2 separate regions of the Homo sapiens genome follow, and region 2 is linked to region 1. Evidence: chromatin loops called from intact Hi-C (ENCODE). Cell type or tissue: mammary epithelial cell. All regions are shown on one strand. Links, peaks and the distances in the headings refer to the core of each region. The heading gives the core; the rest is flanking DNA.

The links. A loop is a pair of places that touch in the nucleus more often than their neighbours do. Peaks named below come from ENCODE experiments on the same cell type or tissue, not always from the same donor. Only the 100,000 strongest peaks of a DNase experiment are listed, where the experiment ranks them.
Region 2: it touches region 1 in a loop (28-fold over the local background); 10 of 110 quality-filtered maps call a loop at or near these places.

The regions. Positions count from the first base shown.
Region 1 is chr13:72,838,488-72,842,499 of GRCh38, reverse strand. The region is part of intron 9 of PIBF1 (progesterone immunomodulatory binding factor 1); the gene reads right to left. Among named protein-coding and RNA genes, the nearest start is that of PIBF1, 58 kb to the right of the region's middle. In mammary epithelial cell, for the core only: a CTCF peak has its summit at 2,463 (motif pointing left); a DNase peak (open chromatin) is centred at 2,469; H3K27ac peaks cover 292 bases.
Region 2 is chr13:73,415,375-73,418,258 of GRCh38, reverse strand. No RefSeq gene overlaps it. Among named protein-coding and RNA genes, the nearest start is that of LINC00392, 150 kb to the left of the region's middle. In mammary epithelial cell, for the core only: a CTCF peak has its summit at 1,036 (motif pointing right); no DNase peak of the experiment used is centred there.

The sequences.
Region 1 (4,012 bases), core at 908-3,407:
AGTACTTTTGGAAGATAAATTGTGGTCAAGATGGTTTTTATTGATTCGGCAGGAAAATAAAATCACTAAAGCAATACTAATTGTTGCACTTAAAAGCATCTTTTCAATCTCTTTTTCTCTACTGCCTACCCCCTTTCAAACAATTGTAAAGCTATTTCAATTTCCAGATTCTGTACTGCATCAAGAGCATCATGAATACCTCTATTATCTTTTGTAGAGCACCACTCAGAATAGCTCTGTGTTTACAGTTAACAAGACCACCTTAAATAAAGGTAGTTTTACTTTATGGAAAAACTTAATCAGCTGAATTTATCTCCCTTTACCTTATTATCTCATAACCTAATTAGGAAACATAAGCTAGCCATCTTATGCAGAAATTTAGACAGAAAAGAATGGCATGTAGACCCTCTACGTCTGTATTACGTCATTTAAGAAAACTGGTTAAATGCTATGGAGATAAACACTTAAGAATATATATTTTGTATTAGTATCTTCTAATGATAAATAATCCCATAATATTATCAGATGACTTTTATATAATGGTGATTTTCCTTAAACTGTCAACATAACAGATGAAAATATTTTCTTCAAGTATTCTACATAGGCACAAGGTACCAAAATAACTCATCTACATCTATAATTTATAATGTACTTTTTGCATATATTATTTCATTTAGACCTCACGGGCCACCCTAAAAAGTATTATTAGTTAGTTATTATTATTTTTTGAGACAGGGTCTCACTCCATTTGCCCAGGGTGGAGTGCAAATGGCATGATCTTGGCTCAGTGCAGCCTTGACCTCCCAGGCTCAGGTGATCCTCCCACCTCAGCCTCCTTAATAGGACTACAGGCCTGTGCCACCACGCCTGGCTAATTTTTTTTGTATTTTCACTAGAGACGGGGTTCTGCCATGTTGCCCAGGCTGGTCTCGAACTCCTAGACTTAAGCAATCCATCTGCCTCAGTCTCCCAAAGTGTTGGTATTACAGGTGTTAGCCACCACACCTAGCCTATTAGCCCATTTTATAAAAGAAGAAATTAAACTTCAGGGATATTAAGTGACTTATCTGCTGAGCTAGTAAGTGGTAGAACCAGGATCAAGTTCAGTCTTTTGATCCAAATCTCTTTCATAATATACTCCCACTCACAGAATGTCTTATTTCCAAATGCATAAGAGGGTCCATAACATTTCTGTCACATAATACCTACTAAGCAAGAAGTTATTTATATAATACATCTCAGCACTGTAGTACCTTTCACTCATTTCCTACAGCTCCAAAGTGGAATTTTAAGTAACTAGAAAATACAGAAAAGACAAAAAAGCTTAATTCACAAACTGGACCAAAGCATACATACATATTATAATTTCAACTACAGTATGTTTGATGTATCTAAATATCCAAGTTCTCTCTTCATTTATAATTGCCCTTTTCTTAAGTCTTTATATCTTCTACTCTCTTTCTTTTCTCTCAATACTTTAACTTCAAGAACTAGTGGAATGACTGCAGGTCAGATACCAAGATTGGACAGAGTAAGTTCCATGTGCCTTTTCCATATTAAAGAAGAGAAAAGAAAAAGTATCCTTTTAATATCCTCCAATGTATAGACAACAAATTAAAGGCAAAATATATTTCATTAATCATCATTTCAGTTTCTTTAGAAAATGTTTATTGGGGCCGGGCATGGTGGCTCACGCCTGTAATCCCAGCACTTTGGGAGGCCGAGGCAGGCAGACTACCTGAGGTCAGGAGTTTGAGAACAGCCTGGCCAACAGATGGTGAAACCCCATCCGTACTAAAAATATGAAAATTAGCCGGGCGTGGTGGCGCGAACCTGTAATCCCAGCTACTCAGAAGGCTGAGACAGGAGAATCGCTTGGACTCGGGAGGTGGAGGTTGCAGTGAGCTGAGATCACGCCACTGCACTCCAGTCTGGGTGACAGAGCAAGACTCCGTCAAAAAAAAAAAAAAAAAAAGTTTATTGGGGGAGAGATAAGGAGACCAAATATAAATATGCAAGTGTAAGTACTTCATCCATTTCAACTTATTGTAACAGCACACTTTGATAAAATACTAGTAATTAACATAATTACACATCTCAGGCCAAAGCAAAAGATTAATTTACCTAAACACACACACACAACCTTAAATGTGTAAACTTATTATGAATTTCATGTTTTATAACAGGAAATATTAAAATTCTTTCTTTAGCCATTTTAAGTTCTAAGATTTCAAAAGAAGTAATTTATAATTTACTTTTTACTGTGTGGAAGATTAGTATGATACAAGCTCTAACTACAGTTAAATCTGCCATAATGAAGAAACTATGATCCCCAAAGATTACATAAAACATAGAGTTGGATTACTGTGAGATTAAAATGATAAAGGCAAGCCTGTACACCTAGCTAGTTAGGTGTCCTGTGAAATTCAAATTCATCTGGGCTCAGGCTGCAATTTGGCACCACCTGGTGGCAATTGTCCACTCTAGCCTCAGTATACATCCAATCAATTCTGAGCCCTGTGGCTGGCTGGGGCATCCACAGGGCAGCCCCAATCCCAGGAATCCCCTGGTTAGGTAGTGTCCATTTTGATGTGGATAGGGGGTCAGAAGAACACTGGAGACAAGGAGACAAGGACATCTGCTTTCAGTTTTCCTACTTCCAGAAACGGCTCTGTTGGTTGTTTCCCCACACAGCCTTACCTACCAACCTACCCCTACCAACCACATTTATGTTACAATGGGATAAACTTTAAAGATTTTTTTTTAAAAAACAGCAAAAACCTAAAAAATGAGGAAATTTTCAAGATGATTACATACCAAAGTTTATATGGCTATGTGGATTGCTTAGGAATAACCATAGGAAGTTCCCATATATTTTAAAGTTATTATATCAGTCAACAAAAGCCTATTAAATCCACAACAGAATTGAACCACAGAACCAACAGTACTTATTTGTAAAATAGTAATAATACTATCTATACCACAGGCCTCTCTAATTCCCAGATCTTTCTCTTGAGGTTCAGATTCTTCTACAGTCAACTCTTTTATTTGTAGATGCCACAGACACTTCAAGTGAAACAACTAAATTTATCATGTTTTCCTATTAAAGCTTTGTATTTTCTAATGTTTTAAAAACTATATCACTATTTATGCAGCTGTTTAATTCAGAAACCTTGCTGACATCCTTAACGAGTTCTCATCCAACCAATCCAATCTAGTCACTGAGTCCTGTCGGCTCTGTCTCCTAAATACTTTTCCAACCTGGCCCATTTCTCTCATCTTTACTGATACTAATCCAGTTCCATTATCACCTCTCATCTGGATAATGGAAATAACCTCTAAAAGTAGACCCTCTCTGTCTAACAGGCTTATGCCATTCCAATCTATTCTCTACATTACAGTGATCTTTTGATATAAAATCAGATCAATTCATGCCTCTTCTTAAAATCTTTCAATTGTTCCCCACAGGTCTTACATAATGGTCCAAATGCATTCTTTGGGCCCATTTCCTGCTTCTGTTTCATCTCTTTTAACTCCCTGCCTCTCAGTCTATCCTTCAGCCATACCGAATTAGTTTGTTCAAAAAGCTTCATTTTGTCCTTTTTGTCCTACTTTCAGGCTTTTATATATGCTATATATTCATTCCCCCAATTTCCTTTCCTTCCTTAGTTCATAGTGTTAATGCAAACTAAATATGGCCTTAAGAAGGACTCCGTACTTCTATATTTGAGTCCGTATTGACAAACTGCAACCTAACTTAATAGGCAGACAAGATAGAAAACCTAACTTGGGGGTATGTGCCTGTAACAACAGCTGAGTCTGGGCCAACCCCAGCAGCCATACTTCAACCATTCATACACTGCTGAGTGTTCAAATAAGTTAAACACCAACCTATAACAAATCCAGCTGTTTCTGTATCTCACTTCTGATTTCTGTATGCCACTTTACTTTTTTTGTCTATAAATTTGTTCTGACCATGAGGGACCCCTGGAGTCTCTCTGAATCTGCTGTG
Region 2 (2,884 bases), core at 1-2,500, 580 kb before region 1:
CATAAGAAATAAAATAACGGAAAGAGCTAAACTTGATGTAATTCAAATAGCAAATCATCATTCCTGTAAATAACTCAACGACATGTCCTTAGTTCCTTTAGGTTTTATTTCATCATCGTCACATATTGAGAAGCTACATAGCCTGGTGCTTAAGAGCATAGGCACTGAGGTCAGACAGTCTGTGTTCAACTCCTGAGTTTATCTCTTTAAGAGTTCTCTAATAAAGTTGTGTAAATTACAGCTTGTTTTCCTTTTTAAAAATCTATCTCACAAATGCTTATCATACACTAAGAATTTTTGTAAATTCTTTTTTGTTGTTGTTGTTGTTGTTGTTGTTTTGAGACGGAGTCTCGCTCTGTCGCCCAGGCTGGAGTGCAGTGTTGCGATCTCGGCTCACTGCAAGCTCCGCCTCCCGGGTTCACGCCATTCTCCTGCCTCAGCCTCCCGAGTAGCTGGGACTACAGGCGCCCGCCACCACGCCCGGCAAATTTTTCGTATTTTTAGTAGAGACGAGGTTTCACCGTGTTAGCCAGGATGGTCTCGATCTCCTGACCTCGTGATCCTCCCACCTCGGCCTCCCAAAGTGCTGGGACAACAGGCGTGAGCCACCGCCCCCGGCCAATTTTTGTAAATTCTTCACAAACATTGATTCATTGAATCGTTGTAACAACCCGATGAGGTAGAAGTTATTATAATCTCTGTTTACAGATGGAGAAATGAAGGCCAAGGGAAATTTATTGCCCAAGGCCACACCTAGAAAATGGAAGATTCAGGCTTTGAGCCGAGTGGCCCGGATTCAGGCTCTGCTCTATCACTACCCCTGGGCGAGGGGGGAGGCGGGGTATCAGGATTAATAGAAATCACTTTCCATCGCCTGGGAAAAAATAAGTACTCAGTAAGTGGTAGGCTTTGTGCATTTGCGTGTATGTGGTGATGGTAATTATGTTCTTAACGTTATTTTCCAAAGTGAACAGGCTATGATCCACTATGTATGAGGCTGACTTCCAAGGGTGTGGTAGGAAGTGGCACTGCTGATCAGCAGGTGGAGCTCTTTTCTCTCATTATATATTTACCCCAATACCACCAACAACAACCATTTCCTCCACCCTTGTATCGTGAGTTCATTGGGTAATGCTCGCTATGTCTAATATTCAACTGAGACTCCATTCAGCGCCATCATAAAACTTTATATAAAAAGGCTTTGATAATATTAAAACTTTTTATCAAGCTGCATTTGCGCAGAATCTATAAAGTCTAATAATGCTCATTTTGTGCCTCTATTCAGTTGAATAAAGTTGATATTTGTTATATGAAGATTTGTTGAGAGTAACAGGTAAAATATGCCGTGACATGTATATAACAGCTGTTAAAATACTTAGCTTACATAGTCATAGCGCATTATACACTTAATTTCAAATTGTGTTTGCATAAATTTACAACTCTGAGCAAGGCAGGTCTAGGATAATTATACCCATTTAGCAGATTAGAATAGTAAGGCCAGAGACATTAGATGAAGTTAACTGAATACGAAAACATTCTTATTGGGACACGGGATTTTCGGCTCTTTCTAGGCTTCTTCCACTATAATATGTTGGTTGTTACCGATGCTCTGTGAGTAACTGTTGTTTCCTTCCTTACCTTTTTTATCCTGTGCTGTACTGAAAATCCAGGTGGCTATATCAAGACACAGATTAACTCAGTGACAAAACAAACGAACAACAAAAACAAACAAACAAAAAACCAAAACACTGGGTCTGAATTCTGCCTTTACCACTTAGCTATGTGAGCTTGGACAAATTACTTACTCTCTCTGTGGTTTGGTTTTAATTGGGGCTACTGATTGGATCTACTTAGTAGGATTGTTGAAGGGAGTGAATGACTTGATCCAATAAGGCATTTAAAGCAGTTCCCAGCCCTTAGAGAGCATGCAAGAATTGTTAAGCATATCATTAGCTACTCTTTCTCCCCGCCCTCCTTCCTTGCTGCCTCCATTCTACAAACATTTTTGGAGTACTTGTGTGGAACCAGGAAGCCACAAGAGAGACACTAGGAATGTGAGACCAGGACTTAAAGTTAGGCTTTCAAGGACCAGCTATGCTACTGGAGAGAGAGAACACCCAGCAAGAGCCTTCAGGGATCTCAAACAAGAGGGAGAGAAGGCAAGCAGAGAATTAATCCACTGTCACCAACGTGTTCATGTTTTGTTTTCCTCAGCAGAAGTAATCACTCATTCATTAAGCAAACGTTTATTGAGCACGGTTCTCTGTTCTCCATTCAGTTTGTGGTGCAAAGTGCTGAGGAGATTTAAAACAAAAGTAGGTCAGATATGGTTTCTATCCCCCAACAACTAAAATCTAATTCAGAAGACAAGAAATGTGATAAATAAATATCGAAGGCAGACGATACATACCATAAGAAAGGGGTGAGATTCTTTTATAGTCATTCCTACAGTTAGTACAATAATCACTCAACATTTATTGGATGCAGCAATTAATGTGATATGATCTCATTTCTAAAACTTTGTATCAGCATAGAAGATCATTGAGGAAAATAAATTGGGTGAGTGGGATGAGATATATTTTTATTTCCTTATTTTCATTGTAATGATAGTGTAATAAAATATCTTAATAAGAGAAAGCTTACTGAAGAAAATATTATGAAGTGCCTTTCAACTTTTTACTAGGAAGCTCAAATAGTCCTTCAGGCAAGGCAGTTTAGTGAAAAGAAAATGAGTGGGGTAGACAGGAGACAGAGGTCTCACCCTTGCTCTTTGCTTGACCTTGAAAAATTCATTTAACTTCTTACTAACTTCAGTCGGGTCTATGTAATGGAGATCATAAAAAATGCATTGCTTCAATCTCAAGAATGCTAAAGAGATACAATA